2 separate regions of the Mus musculus genome follow, and region 2 is linked to region 1. Evidence: chromatin loops called from intact Hi-C (ENCODE). Cell type or tissue: left cerebral cortex. All regions are shown on one strand.

Region 1 (8,000 bases):
TCTTCTGTATGCTTACTAAATATTTTAATTCTAATTATTTTTTACACAATTTGACTTATATTTGGACCTCACAATCACCTGTCTTTTCAAAATGTTTCCTTTGGCCATCCTATATATACTTGATAAAATTCAAAAGAATGTGACTGTTAAAAAAATATTTTCTGTGTGTTTTCATGAGTAACTTCTGAGTTTATCTGAGCCTACAGTATAGCTGTTACAGTGTTTAGGACATTTTATGTTCTTCTTATTTATTCATATTCTTTACTTTCTTCAAATTACTGTAGAGCATATAGTTTATCCATGTAAAAAGCAAAATTAAGTGATATTCTTTTGTTCATTCATAGAATTGTACAAGTTTCACCTTAATGAATTTTAGAATATGTTCATGACCCTCAGAGAAACTCTACCCCCCTTAGTAGTTACTCTGTGGCCAATGTCTCTCTTCTCCCAGAAGTAAGGATCTATTTTCCCCCTCCCAGAATTGCGTATTCAAGGCCATTCCTAAAGATAGACTTGTGTAATATGCAGCCTTTTGCAATTGCTTGCTTTAACTTTCATATATTCTCAAGGTCCTTATATCATTACAAGTATCTATCTTTTATTACTTGATTGGTGGATAGTTGTCTGTTAGCTGCTGTGTAACTATTCGGTTATAATACTTCTTTTAATCCATTTATAGTCAACAGACACAAGAAATGCTTGCATCTTTGAACATCATGAGTAATGGCATGAATATTCTTTTGTGAGTTTTTATGTGGTTATGTGCTTTCTGTTTTATTGGGTATTTGCAAAATTATATTTTGGGTCATATGGCGACTTTATGTATAGTATTATAAAGAATGTTCAAGCTGCTTTTAAAAGCAGTTATATAATTTTATATTCTCAGGAACAATATATGAGTGTTTTGTTTTCTATACATTCTTATCAATTCTTGTTATTTCTTACCATTTTATTGAAGACATAATAATCTGAAAAGATTTTTGCATGCCAGGCATGGTGGCACACGCCTTTAATCCCAGCACTTGGGAGGCAGAGACAGGTGAATTTCTGAGTTTGAGGCCAGCTTGTTCTACAGAGTGAATTCCAGGACAGCCAGGGCTACACAGAGAAACCCTGTCTCAAAAAAAATAATAATAATAAGATTTTTTTGCTTTAGAGTTGGTTTGAATTTACCTAAAATTAAGAATGTTGAATATCTTTTAATCTACTTAAAAACCATTTTTATTGTAGTTGTAAAAACATCTATATAAAATTCTTTCTCCATATCTAATTATTTTATGTTATTGAAATATGAAACTCCTCCTATGTCCTGCCCAACATCTAACAGGTTTATAATTGTAATATTTTCTGTTCAAGTATCCTCATTCTTTAACCATGTATTGGCACTGTTATCTGGACTATGACTTTTAAAAAATTTAACAAATCCTAACATAACCTCCTGAAAACACCATTTTAATGAACCTATGTGTAACTCAAGGTCACAGAGACTATCTCTGATATTTTCTTCTCAGCATTTTACAGCTTTAGCTCTCACATTGTTCCCTCCGATCAATTTGGAGCTCATTTTTGCATGTGGTATGTGCAGATATTTAAGTTCATAGTTTTTCTTGTTGAAAAAAAGTCTATTCATTCCTCACTGGATTAACTTGGGGACTCTTTTTTTGAAAAAGATGTTAAGTATGAATATCTTTGTGGATTTCATTCTTTCCTACTGAGTTGATGTCTCTCCTTCTACTTGGTATAAGCTAACAATCATTGAGAAGCCACCACTGTAGTGTTGATGTCAACATCATAAAAATTTTAATGCTCACAAGTTATTTGTTTGCTCCAAGCCATGAAAGTATAATGAGAGAAAGGTGATTTCAATATAATCTATTTAACTCAAAAACTCTTATCTTTTCTATAACACTGGGTTTTTTAGTGATGGGTGTGTTTACTGCGTTTTCTGCTTAGTTTTTTAAGGCACATGTATTGGATCATTATGATTCATTAATACCTTATTTCAACCATATTTATGCACATCTTTAATAGTCACAGCCATTATTTACCTAGCTAATTGTGTGATACATATTAATAAAGAAAATGCACAAAAATTCATAGGAGGCCATCAATAAAACTTGTTGCATTAGCATGTATAAAAAAAGCTAGAAGTGAGAAAGGAATAAGATACTAAAATCAAGTTCAAGCTCTTCAACTCTTCAGTAGTATGGATTGGTATGTTACTTCCTTATACCTAATATTCACAAATATTGATCACAAGTCAACACAGGCAAAGCTAAAATTATACATAAAACTCTCCAAGTTAAAATTACACATAAAACTCTCCAAGTAGACATCATAATTACTGTTGTGTTTTCTAAGTGCAGTCAGTGGTCCCATTATTCAGGTTTAAGAAAAAACTGCTATCTAACTGTACATTCCATTTGCAGGAAGCATAAAGCTTATAAACTCTTCAGTTAATTATGACAAACTGGAAGTATGGTTCAAACATAGATAAACTCCAAGGGAGGTTCTCAATCCATTCTGCAGAGCTCAATTGAATTTATGCTTTTAGCCAGCAGTGGTCTTGGAGGACAGACAGATGGTATTAGAACAGGGACCCTGATGGTGCATGCAATGTTAGCTTTGGTTGATACCATCACTTACTATCAGCAGCATGCAACGTTCTGTTATCTGTTATTCTATTATGTGTTGGCATTACAGAGGATTTGAAATGAAGCTTAATAATTACTCAACCAAAACCTTTACCCACTACTAAAGGAGAGCGGGTTGATATAAAGGAATGAGATGTGGACTCAAACAAAAAGATTGTTGACATCTTTTACTAGCTTTATGACTCTTTATCAAGTTAGCATAGCAATTAACACATACTTCAATTTCAGAATTTTATTTCAAAATTGGAGATAACATATGAATGAATCTTAGTTTTTGGTAAATACACACTACAGGTTAATTTTGAAAGTTGGGTTATTATTACCAGCAATGAAGATATCTCAATGTGGCTATAGTTTAAGTTCTACTGGTTCTCAAAGAGACCTGAGTAATGAAATATGGCAAATTGGTCTACTTTCAATTCATCCCAAAGCCTCTAGAGTACAATTGAGAATACAAAGTTTGGAAATGTAAAAGGGTTAACCTGCAAACAGGATAAAGGTGTTTTTTTTTTCCCCTGATAGTCATTTTTTATAACTTCTATAATACCGAAAGCCTTTTCTGAATTAAGAACTAGTGTTATATTTGTGTTGTCAACTTAAGTTCCAGAGAGCTATCTTGGAAGAAATAATTCCACTCTCCCTTGTTGAAAGAGCCTCCCGACCCATGTTTGGTTTGGATTTGGAGTACACAGCATACATATAAGATGATGCAGATTCACTATCCTGAATGTAAAGCTCATCTCTCTTAAGAACACTCCGTGTATCACTTTCTTACTGTTATCTGCTTTCTTGTTTGCTGGTGTTAGATCTCCAGGGCAAATCCACAGACACATGGAGAGCTTTCAATTTGCATATTGATGACTATTCACAGACCAGCTAGAGACATGAATGACAAATCTTCCAAAGAGTAAGCCCACTCAAAGCCGAAATTGTACAAGCATAGGGCCTGGGAAAGGGTACATACTGATCACATACTTTTATAAAGAATATATCTTTGTGATATTGTTGCACCTAACTTATAAATTTAAAAAGGGTTAAAGCCAGGTAATGTTAAACAACTCAACTGGACAAAATTAACATGGGAGCTCCTTATATGCCTTCCTTGGGCCTGCTTTCTCTTCTCTCTGTGCTGTCCTTTGAATTGTGTGCCAACGTGACTCATTAGATTTAGCCTCAGTCATTCCTGATAAGTGAAACTATTCCAGGAAGCCAGGTCTAGCAACAGGCAGCTTCCTACTCCCAGTACAGAGTGGGAGTTAATGCCAAACTTCTTGACGCTGTCTCCAACTACCTTTAGCCTCAGTGGAATTGTACTAAATATTTGGACAAAATCTGGCCCACAGTAAACTTGTAATGATGCTTGGCATTACAATGGAACTTTAATTGCTGCAGTTCTTCCAGGAGGTCCTAACTGGCAGCATGTAATGTGATCCCATGTTTGCTGTGTAATAAAAGCCCCCACCCCAGGCTAAGTACAACACATTCATTTAATCAAAAACTCAAATTATATGGAAATATTCATGTCTCAAAACGGTTACTACTCCACTATGTCCATAAAGAAAACTATATATAAATATTTGAAAACCCTTACTTGCTGATCCGTGTATATTCAAACACCTCTGAACAAACACCTAAGTAAGAAGTTACTGCTATTTGTATCTGGATTGGATGAACCTCTCAACGTATGGGAAGTAAATGTGCTAATTTATTTTGATAGTTATTTTAAATTGCATTTTGGTGAAGCAAATATTTTGCATAATCTAATATCCATGCCTTAATTAAATATATACTATAAAAACACTTTCTTAAAAGACGTTCAGAGAAGCAGTTTGCCTCTGCAATGAATTTGGTCACACACCATTGTTCTTTAGGTAGTGTCAGCATTTTCATTAAAAGCTGTACTCTATTTATAGCCTGGAAGGAAAAATGCATTCCGGGCTAAAACTTCATGTACAAAATGTTTTTCCAAAAGCGGTTTTGTAAGGTACACATAGATGGAAGTTTTATAACTGTCTGAAATCTCAAGGTTTAGAAGGAAACCCATGAGAAGCTGACAGAGAATTTCATTTATTCCTGCCTCATATGTATCAGGATAGCACACAGCATCTGGGATGAGAGCTGGGCTATGAAGAGAATATAGTTCTCTGTCACGAAGCCAGAAAGTCAGGATTCTTGGATTTCACTTCTGGTTGGTCTATTTGATATAGATCAGAAGCAGCATGGATTCTGTGGTCACTTAGAATGAGGCTACGATTCCGTCTCTGCTGCTTACACAGTTTGGGGAATTTCTTAAGCCTGTAGGGTGAGCAGGATACACTCACTGACAAGTTGGATGTCATTGGACTGTGCTTATTTCTTTTTTAAATTCTATTCATGGCTGTTTGAAACTGCATATTCCGTTTTCCTCTGTTAGTGGGAATCCTTATTCTGAAAATTTATTTTAAATGAATGGTTTTTCTAAATGTATTTTGCCAAAATGAAGTTTTCAGAGAAATGATACAGTTAATTCCATTCCACCTTTAAAGAAGGCAAAGTATGGTAGATAATATATGAACAGCTCACATGATTTTAGAGTTGTCTAAAAGTCATCAATTTTGTCCCTGCAGTTTCCAGTCTAGGGACATTTATTACCTTACTCTGTTGACGAAATGAGCCGAAATTGCCATAGTTGACTTGAATAGATATTTGGTAGTCACATGGATAAGATGAGCCCCTTATAAAGATATATGGAATTTTGTAGGATACAGCAAAGCATTCTCTTTACAGCTACCTAGCTAAAGAAGAACCATCGGAAGGACTGGGAGTTTGCCGTTTTTTGTTTTCAGAATTGCTGTATCCTAGAGCTAGTTCATCATAACAACATACATTATTTAGTTTGTACAAACCTAGCTTATAATTTCTGGCTATCTCATTTCATTCATAAAACAATCTCTTCTCCTTTTATCCTTAATTAATTTGGTGTATGTCTGCAATATACTTACTATGCCCAGATACTGTAAATTCAAGTGGAAGAAAACAGGCATTGTTCCTTTCTTCATGGGGGAAGCAGAAATAGAACAAGTAAGTGTACGTGTAAAGATAAATCAGTAACTGGGGTAATTGCTATTCAATTCAAATATGTTTGAAAAGAAAATGATGTATAGAAAGACATCTAAACAGAATGCTAATTAAACATATATTTAAAAAGTAAATCAACTGGGTGGGGAGAGAGGTGAGAGATGGGGTGGGGGCAGAGAATGGAGAGAGCTATTTTGGCAGAATGAATAGTATATACTTACACGTGTTACAGAAGGTTGCATTTCTGAAAAACCAGAAGACCACCATGGGAGTAAAAAAAATAAGATTAATGGGGAGTGGGAAGGATAGGCAGTGGTAGAAGACACAAGCCAAAGCATGTTCAGAACTTCACTGAAGTGTTACAGTTTGTAAACTGAGCAGGGAGGAGTGGGTGAGTATATGTTGGAGTTCTGAAGTTATTGTTCTGACAGCTATATAAAGAACAGGTGGGAAATGAAAACATAGGTGGTAGATGGTCTCATTTAAAAACATAAAAGAATCTTTTTGCAAAGATTTTTGCAGAAATCCGGACAAAAATAGCTGTGGTGTGAATTATCTTGGTGGTGGAAAAACGAGAGAGATGAACAAATGTGTGGTGTTTGTGGACAGATATTCCAAAACACGGGATGATTGCACAAGTAAGTAAAAGGAGGAAGTGTGCTGTCAGATGAATTCTGCGCTTTGATGCAGGTTCCTTTTAAAAATAGTAGAGGGGGGAGTACGGAATCTATTGAAACGTCTCTAGACAAAAAGTTGAAGAAGACAAGAAAGCTAGTAAGTAAAGCACAAATTCACAGTAGATGATTTAGCAAAGGGGTCACGGGACAGCGGTTTCAATAAGGTGGTAGTGCTGAAGAGTAAGTAAACATGACCATTATATATATTTTGCACTAATAAAAGCTTACTCTCTGTGGGAAACCATTGATGTGCAGTATGGAAAACAAGAGGTTACATATATAATAGATGTGTTTAATTAATAACAAAAGTCTCCTTAGAAGATGGAATAGATGAGAGCTAAGGACTGTGTCCTGGTTGGTGTCTGATATGTAAGTGCAGATGGGTACGGAGAGGTACTTGAATATAGAAGTAAGTTCGAATGTGCCAGTGGGAAATGTTGAGTGGGATGTCTTCTATTTACTATGTGAAATTGCAGTGAGTGGGCCTGACTGCTGAGAGCGAGAAGTGGGGAGAGGAAGGGACCAGATGGTAGAAGCATTAGTATGATGCATAGCAGGATTAAATGTCTAGAGGAGATGAATGCAGCTTCCTAGGATGAGCTTAAAATGAAAGAAAGGGTTTCTCTCCGACCTGTGGATAGTGCTGTCAGAACAAATCACTGCAAGGTGGTGTCTCTCTGCTTTGAGTTGGCTGTTGTACAGCTCTCATGTACCATCTCACCATACCACAGGCTTTCCTCATTTGGCAGGGCACTCTCGCTGTTAAATGTGCCTGTCTAGTTTCTTGTAAGCACAAAGGGCACCTCCAGGACAGAGAATATTTTTAACATCTAATGTAGTGTCACATTTGTAATAAAGATTACCAAGAATTACTGAACTGCTAAAAATAAAATCAGGTCAGACAATTACATAATTCATTGTGCATAGAAATGAACAAAACAACAATAACAGTTCACCAAATTCCATGAGACTCAGAGCTATGAATGGCCCGAAGCTCTGCTCATAACAGTTGGGGCATAATTCATAAAAACAAACAAACATATAAACAAACCACAAAAAGATGAAGGACTCTCATCATTTTCATGATGGGTGAGTATTCTTGATCATTCCTTTTAAAACAAAAACTTCCTATATTTGCTTATTGCTTGTTGGTCTGATTTTACTGAAGCATGCAGAGACTAATATAAACTTATGTTTAGTTTTTGATCAAATTACCTTTTAACTGTGGTTAATGAACAAAATTAAAGTATCTTATTAGATACATGTCACATAGGGGACAAAATTTATTTTTGGGAATGCAGGACAAAAGCATTCACCCTTTTACAATTTGGGTTTATACAATGAAATACAGGTATGGCAAACATTTATTTTTCTGATTAAACAGTGACCACCTTTGTTCTTTGAGAATTGCTATGTGCTACTTGTTGGGATTGTTTTTATTTCCAGATCCTCCTTAGAGCCTTACAGGATGAATCATAACCATATAGCAGAATATTCTACTGTTATGCACTTTCTTTGTACCCTGATTTCTTGTGAGAAGTGGCCGAACCTTCTTAACTTTCTTTTCTGAAAGGTCAGCATAGGCCATCACCTGTGCATGGTGCTTGGGAGA
Region 2 (8,000 bases), 81 kb before region 1:
TCTTCTCTTCTCTTCTCTTCTCTTCTCTCCTCTCCTCTCCTCTCCTCTCCTCTCCTCTCCTCTCCTCTCCTCTCCTCTCCTCTTCTCTTTTCTTTTTTCTTTTCTGAGACAGGGTTTCTCTTGTATAGTCCTGTCTGTCCTGGAATTCACTTTGTAGACCAGGCTGGCCTCGAACACAGAAATCCGCCTGCCTCTGCCTCCTGAGTGCTGGGATTAAAGGTGTGCACCACCATGCCCATCTTATGATAGATTCTCACAAACTAGCAAGATGTGACTATATTGCTCTGAATGCCCTGTGTAGAAACAGATGCTTTGAACTCCTCCATACACAGTCTTTCATTGTTCTATAATGGTAAGCTTGACCAGTTTACAAATGCAAAACCCCATTTTAATACCCTGTTTCTTTTATTTTTCCACTGATCATTCTCTGAGTATGTACTTAAGTCACATATGGCATTCTGTTCATTATGTTACCTAGTGGTTACAGGACTGGGTTCTCACACACATATTAAATGTAAAATATCTCAATACCTTTAATCCCAATTGCATGTAGAAATATTACTTAGCAACATTTTTAAACTACATCCTTATTAGGTTAATTTTACTTGCTTTTTTTTTTTTTACGTTTTGTGTGATTACTAAACACCCAAAATTTAACATGCTGTTGGCAATGATGATTTGTTATGGTATATGATATGGTATGTTTGTATTTGCCATTATGAAGAGCAAGAGTGACCAGATGTGTGGTCTGGTAAATTGCCAAGTAGGCATAGGTATTCCCCAAACATTCAGTGTCTGGTGAGGGAACAAATCAAAGATTTTTTTCAGTTATTAATTAAATAAAAAAGGTCATGGACCTGCATATTTTACTGACATACATGCAAGTCTCTTTTCTGAAACTCATTCTGTATATGCTCTAAATCAAGAGGCTTAAACGTAGGGAGTCCGATTTCCTTTCCAAAATAGGGTAGTGGTGACACTGATATTTACCTACGTGTTTTTCTTTTGTGACGATGAAGTGAAATAATATGAAGAGTATCTAGCAGAGGCACACATGCATGTATAACTTAATAAGCAATAGCTGCTATCATGGTGTTAACTATATTGATATTGGTAAAGTTACTGGTAAGACTATCAGCTGTCACAATGAGGGACAGTTAGTGTAAATGAGAATAGCTGTGGAAGCTACATCTAAGATGCTTCCTAAAGAATAAGTACCAACTAGACAAATAGAGTAGTATGTATTAAGAGTGAGAGTGGCAGTGGAAAAAATACACAAAGTCATGGAAGATTCTAATCCTCTCACAGTGAGATACTCTACAACAGCATGGGGCAAAATGGTGTACAAAATTACAGGTCACTATAGGAAATCCAGTCTAGAATAACCTGTGCCACTAAAGTTGCTTTCTTAAATATCAAAACGTGTGGCAGAACTCAGCAGCTTCTGCTCTGCTTTAGATGAAGACCCTGATGTCAGGAAAAGAGATCACAATGAATTAGCTTCATTAAGTAAAGAAGAAAAAAAGCAGATCAGATAGGCATTTTGTTCACAAGCAATTAAAGGAGTAAAAGAAACTGAAACATGATTGAAGATGCTATTCTGAAATTGGCTTTTGCAACAGTTTCTGCAAACCAAATTTCATCATGGAGTACTGTTGCCAAAAAGTGAGCCGGCCTGAAAATACAAATGCTCTCAATTTAAAACCACCCATTGGAAATAAAAGAAAATGCAGACAAAATAATGAAAACACTTTAATGCTTATAGATAAGTACTATTTGGGGACGGTTTTAATAAGCAAATGTTTATTTTAGTTGCTTAGAATATTCTCTTGGATTCTAGATACATAAATTTCAACCCACGATTCCTGGTTGCCATAACAACTTGATGCATTTGTTCTCTTGTGTCATTTTTTTATCACATCATTTTTTTCAACTTTGGTTGCTATGATAACACGGTATAGTTGTTAAATTTATTCTATTCACATTTTGTTCTACTGGAAACTGGTGGTTTGCTTTTATTTTTCTCCAAAGAAGCTTATATTATCGAAGTGTAATAATGAAAATAGTGGCCTAAATTAGAATTTAAGCTATCTTAAAATTTTAATCGTGTGCATCGACTTATGTTTGAATAATGTGACATCTGTGAGGCATGTAAGAAGCCTAGTGATGATCTAATTCCATTGAGTAGGAAGCAATCTTTATTGCACCAAATAAGGGAAATGGGTGGTGTTCACTGTTGATACTTCTCCAAGCATGATATTAACCAGGAAACAGTTTAGGGATGCCAGGAAATAGATTAAAACTGTCATTACTGGATCCCTTATTAACCATGCTGGTTCCCTGGTAAGACTGCTTATTTATTACAATGAAGGTTAGTCTTAGTTAAAAGTCCCCACTCTGTGCTAACCCGATATAGGAAAGGCACTCAAGGAATCTCTTACCAGATTCCTCTTGAATACAATTAGATAATTAGATAATGAAGTAATATGAGGTTAAAGATAAATTTGTTTCTGTTTATTCAGTCAATTCTTACCTTTTCCTCTGCTTCAGTTATTCTTGGTGATTACTCCATAACTTATAAATTGTACCACCTAGAATTACTATTGCAAGTGTTGTTGTGGAACTTGCCAAGGTATAAGGGAATAAAGCTACAAGATTATAGCTATGACACTTGTTGAAACTTTAAAAGTGACTAACTGTGTAATACATGGGAATTATTTCTCAACTCAATTTTGGATGAATGGTCATGGAAAATAGGAATGAAAATGATTATCCCACATATGTGTTTATATATATAATTGAGATAGTTCATCTCAATTATCAATTATTTGACATGGTTTAGAATTATCATAGACATGAATTTCTGGGTATATTTGTGAAGCATTTTCTAGATTAGGTTACTGAGGTGGGAAGGTCTACCCTAAATACTAGAAGTACCAATCAACCAATAAATTCTGGTCTACATATAAGCAGAAAGTGAGCTGAGCACCAGCATCTGTCACTCTGCTTCCTGACTGAGGATGCAATGAGACCAGTTATGCAATAGCTCCTGCTGACCAAGGCTTCCCCACTATAAGGGACTATACCTTCAAGCTCTCCAGTATTTTATCATAGTAACAAGGAAAGTAAGTAATACCATCATATGTGAATGTTCAAAAGGCTACTACTGCCATGCTCAGAGTGTAAGACGCAGAATGCATCTTCCTTCCTCCGCTCCCTCCATTTCCTCCCACTAATGGTCAGTGAGAGAGGGCAAGGACTGGGAAAGTCCTAGCTGAGATACTGAGGCTAGCTCTAACGCAGCATCTTCATAAGGAGTGTGTTTACTTTGGACTTAATATGAATAGGAGGCGTCTCTCATCAGTCTATTTGTCCAATTCTTAATAAAGTAGCAGAAAACCATTATATTGGGGCTACCTTGACTTTCTGAGAGTATTTGTGTTAAAGCATTGACCACATCACAGCCAAAATTTCATGGACTAAAATAATCCTCCCAGCAGAGGCTTTGTTGTCAGAACTGCAGTCAAATTTGACTTTTTAAATAAAAGGGATAATTGGTAGAAAAAAAAAATCTCTTAACTTGTCTAAGCCTCAGTTGCCCATACATGTCTAAAACTGTCATCAAAGTACATTTGGCAACTATAGATATGACCAATTTGCTATTTATTAGTACAAGAATTAATAAATGCAAAGTATTCCCAATAAATGTTCACCATTAATACTGGATGATGGCATTGAATGGCTATTCAGAATTTTAGGATTGTAACTAAGTTTACCTGGTAACTAGACCTGACTTCTATTCCATCAGGAAAATGGGGATTCAGAACATAAGAGTGCTCAGAACTGACACTGGGCACACTGAATCTTGGACTGAGGACAGCGAGACAAATGCTTGCTGTCCTCAGCCACCTGTGCATATGAGTGTGCTGATATTCTGATAGGCTGGGTCATGACTCGCTCCAGAAATGAGTGCTATGCTCTATATTGAAATGACAAGTGTTTTCACTTGAGAGGCTAGGGAGACTGGAAGTGACAGTGTTGCTGTGAACCTGTTCCTTCTTGATGCCTAAAGCACTCTCCAGTCACAAGCCAGAGCACTGGGGGAAGATGCATGGCTCTGGGAGGCCACTAGGGTGTCATTTAGAACCTCTCTGCTGGAACAATGGAGTAATATAAATTTCAACCCACATCCTCCCGTTGCCATGGTAACCTGATGCACTTGCTTTGAAGTGTCTTTTGTATCTCCCGACCCCTTGCTTGCTTTCTTTTTATTTTTAATCATGAAGATTTTTACTTTGCCAGTAATTTCCTTAATGTGGCTGTGACTTCTTACCCTCCTATTTCCCTATCCCTCCAATTTCTGAATATCTTGCCAATGAGCAATTCAAAGATAAAGATAATAGCTGCATGTATGTGTTCATACCTGCCTGCTGTGCCTGTAAATAAGTAAATCCCTCTCCCTTCTGTTTGTCAGCCTTTCTATAGTCACCCTTTCTTCTCTCCCTCTCTTACAAATGCATGTGCAACACACACACACACACACACACACACACACACACACACACACACAACACACACACGACAATTGTCAGAAAACTGATACACTGCTACAGCTGTTCAATGCTTCAAAAACACCTTGTGTGTCTTAAAAATGATAAAGGAAGTTTTCCATTGCAGAACAACTTCTGATTTAGTAATTCCTTAGTATTTGGTATGTGGCAGGCTGAACAAAGGGTCTGATTGTTATTACATTCAAATCCTTCACTTGGTCACTTGAAAATCTGTAGATTATGAGGGCAGTGTTTCAAGGTGAAGAGCATGAGGTGCTTTGGGTTTGCATTCAGACACTGTCAGTTCTTAGTTGTACAACCCTGTGTAGGTTAATTACACTAACCCTCATAACAAAATAGACTCTCAAAAATAATAGCATAAATTCACTCTCAAGATGTGTGTGAGGAGTGATTTGAGATAATACAGCGTACCTAGAATAAGTCTCTTTGAGACATTATAGACATAAACACTGAGTCTTTCACCTAGGAAACTGACTGTATGCATCCAGGAATAGGCTGCAGTTATCTCACCTAGAGATGCATATGGGCCTTCTTCATTACTATACCCTTCTCCACGCCAAAGAGTCCAGGCAAGCATGCAAACACAGAGTCCTGTGCCATCACCTTACTTGAATGCTGAAGACATGAAACATGGACACGGAAGAACAGAGGCATCTCCTGGAAGCTGCCTCAGAAATATGACCTCTTGTGATGTTCAAGTTTAGGTCTTTACTTCTGGGAGCAAACCTAGTTCGACATATCAAGCTAATAGGATATTTAGAAACTCTCATTACATTAGGGCAGCACTGCCCACCCCACCACAAAATCCCCCTTTCATGGAAGAGGTGAGTGTATTTAACCAGGAGCATTCGGGATGATGGAAGACATTTGAACGCAAACATAGGGTACTTGCTAACCTGTGAGTTGTGTGACTGCTATGCACTTGTATTCAGTGCCGACAGTGAAGAGAATAATGAGACAGAAATTAAATGAAATTTAAAAGAACTACAGTTATGTGACAGGATACCTGCTCTGTGGAAGTATCAAGACTTACAGAGAGGAAGTCACAGAAGATTAAGCAAAACGGAAGGAGATCACAGAGAACATTCTTGAAGGAATACTCTCTACGTTACAGTAATTTAGAAACATAATTTCAAGTAATGAGAAAAACAAGCATGAAAGAAGAGATAAATTCCTTTCCATTATTGTAGCTAATGGGGGAGTTCTAGATAAAAGTTCTTGGATTTTATTTAATAACTATATCATGGAATAACAGCTCACATCGTATTTCATAGATTCACTATCAAATAATGTTTCCTTGAAGAATTGAAGAATTATCTGTTTGATTACACTTCAGAAAGAAGATTGATTTTAGAATTGAATTAAACCAAATTAGAACTGCTCTTGCCTTTTTGGGGTGAGTAATTTGACCTCAATAAGCTTTAGTTTCTGCAGCGGAGAAGCTAAATTGTGCTCTAGGTTCTGCAGAGAATCTCTGGGAAGCTCGGACAAGACCTCTTGCTCTTGATTTGTCTCTGATGTAACATGATGGAGTGGTCTGTAGGTGGTAGTCTCCAGGGTGTGGCTGCACCAGGGCTCTATCTTGTGCTGATGAGTCCCCCAATTTCTACAGCCAGGATCTTTATTTCTAGACTTCTTTTGAAGCTACAATTTAGATTGGAGTTTTAAAAATCAGATCCTGAAAGTAACACAAGAGGGCAGCTTGTAAAGATTTGGGCTTTTTGCTGAATTTTTAGAAACTAAAAATTACGCAGTTAATCCATCCTTGGGAGCCAAGTTTCTGTCAGGAAGCTAACGAAGCACGCTCAGTTCTATACCCCATGCAACTGCAGTAAATGAGAGTTTGCGGGTTTGTCTATCTTTTCTAACATTAAATGTTTGTATACTTTGTAATGGGCCCTGTATAAGTGCTACTCAAAATGTTTACTAATCACCCCTCATGGCAGACCCTATGCAATGAAGTGACACAAACTGGACTTGGAGGGTAGAGAGGAAGGCAGCAGACACTCTAGGAGTAGTTGGGGGAAGGGGATGAATTTGGTCAAAATACATTGTATAAAATTCTCAATAAATAAAAACTCTATAACACTATAAACTGATTAATTAAAATAATATCCAGTGCTGTTCATCAGAGAAAATAAGGAAACATTTGGGCTAAAGCAAAAATCATCAGTATAAAAATACTAATGCTTAATACAGTTTGTCCTCTGTACCTATGAATTCTACACCCATGAATCCAATAAACCAGAAATAGACTGAAATTGTTGTCTGAAAATTACATATTTAGAAGCTATAGAGATGGCCCAGTCAGTAAGGATGCTCACAGTACTAGTATGTGGCTTTGAATTTGGATTCCCAAAGCCCATGTAAAATGCTGGACATAGATGACAGACCTGTAACTCCAACCTCAAAGAGATAGACAGGAACATTCCTGAAGTTCATTGGCCAGCCAGCCTATGAGTCAATGAGCTACAAGTTTTGTGATAGGATCTTTATCAAATAGTACCTAAGCTTTGGACCACCACATGCAAGTCCATACATATGTAGAGGCACCTTTGCACACACACTTATAACCACACTAAAAAGTATATGTACCACATAGATAGGCAATACCACAAATGCATCTGTAGAAATCACCTGCTTATTGAACACATGAAAACTTTGTTTCATGCCATTATTCCATAGACAATAGTATGTAACATCTTTGAAACATTTGCATTTTATAAAGCATCCTAAATAATATATAGATGATTTAAAGTAAATGAAAAGAAGTTTGAGGTTGCTTCAAAATACTGTATGTTTTATGTATAAGATATATTTTTGTACATTCGTGGATTTTGGTGTTCATAGAGATGTCCTAGAATTAATGCTGTGAACACCCAGAGATGATTATATTTGTATGTGTGTATCCATTTTATCAGATATTCTATATGATTAGTGTATAACTTATACAATGTACTTTCTACCTCTAATAGGCTTTCTGGTGTTTATGCCCACAACTAATTTTCTATATCATAACTTTAATAGACACTTCATGCTTTATCACATGGCTATGCTGTGTCATAGATGAGTGCAATGGTTACTAAAATATGGACTCTGGAGTGAGCTATATGGGTCCAGTGACAACCCCAGCTCCTATCTTGTGTCCTTGTGCAGAGAGTTTCCTAGTACAGTATAATGCAACTTTACAATCAGTCAATCAATCAATCATTTTTCTATTTTCAATCTTCTCTGTCTACTTTATATCCCACATGAACTCATGTGAGTTTTGATCATTGGTTCATGATGTCCTATATTTGAGGATATCTAAATTCTTATGTCCCAAACCCTCTTTCTCTGACTTCAGTTTGCATTTTCTATTTAATTAAAAATATTTATACATTTATTGCATGTTGTGTGCATGTATACCATAGTGTGTATGTGGAGAAC

The links. Hi-C counts contacts between places; a loop is a spot of excess contacts. Peaks named below come from ENCODE experiments on the same cell type or tissue, not always from the same donor. Only the 100,000 strongest peaks of a DNase experiment are listed, where the experiment ranks them.
Region 2: it touches region 1 in a loop (2.0-fold over the local background); 2 of 42 quality-filtered maps call a loop at or near these places.

What each region holds. Positions count from the first base shown.
Region 1 is chr7:90,920,725-90,928,724 of GRCm38, forward strand. It overlaps a transcript of Dlg2 not described here. Among named protein-coding and RNA genes, the nearest start is that of Gm39048, 91 kb to the right of the region's middle. In left cerebral cortex, no CTCF peak of the experiment used is centred here; DNase peaks (open chromatin) are centred at 4,795, 6,270 and 6,887.
Region 2 is chr7:90,839,640-90,847,639 of GRCm38, forward strand. It overlaps a transcript of Dlg2 not described here. Among named protein-coding and RNA genes, the nearest start is that of Gm39048, 170 kb to the right of the region's middle. In left cerebral cortex, CTCF peaks have their summits at 4,128 and 6,256 (motif pointing right); DNase peaks (open chromatin) are centred at 1,735, 4,186 and 6,266; H3K27ac peaks cover 2,222 bases.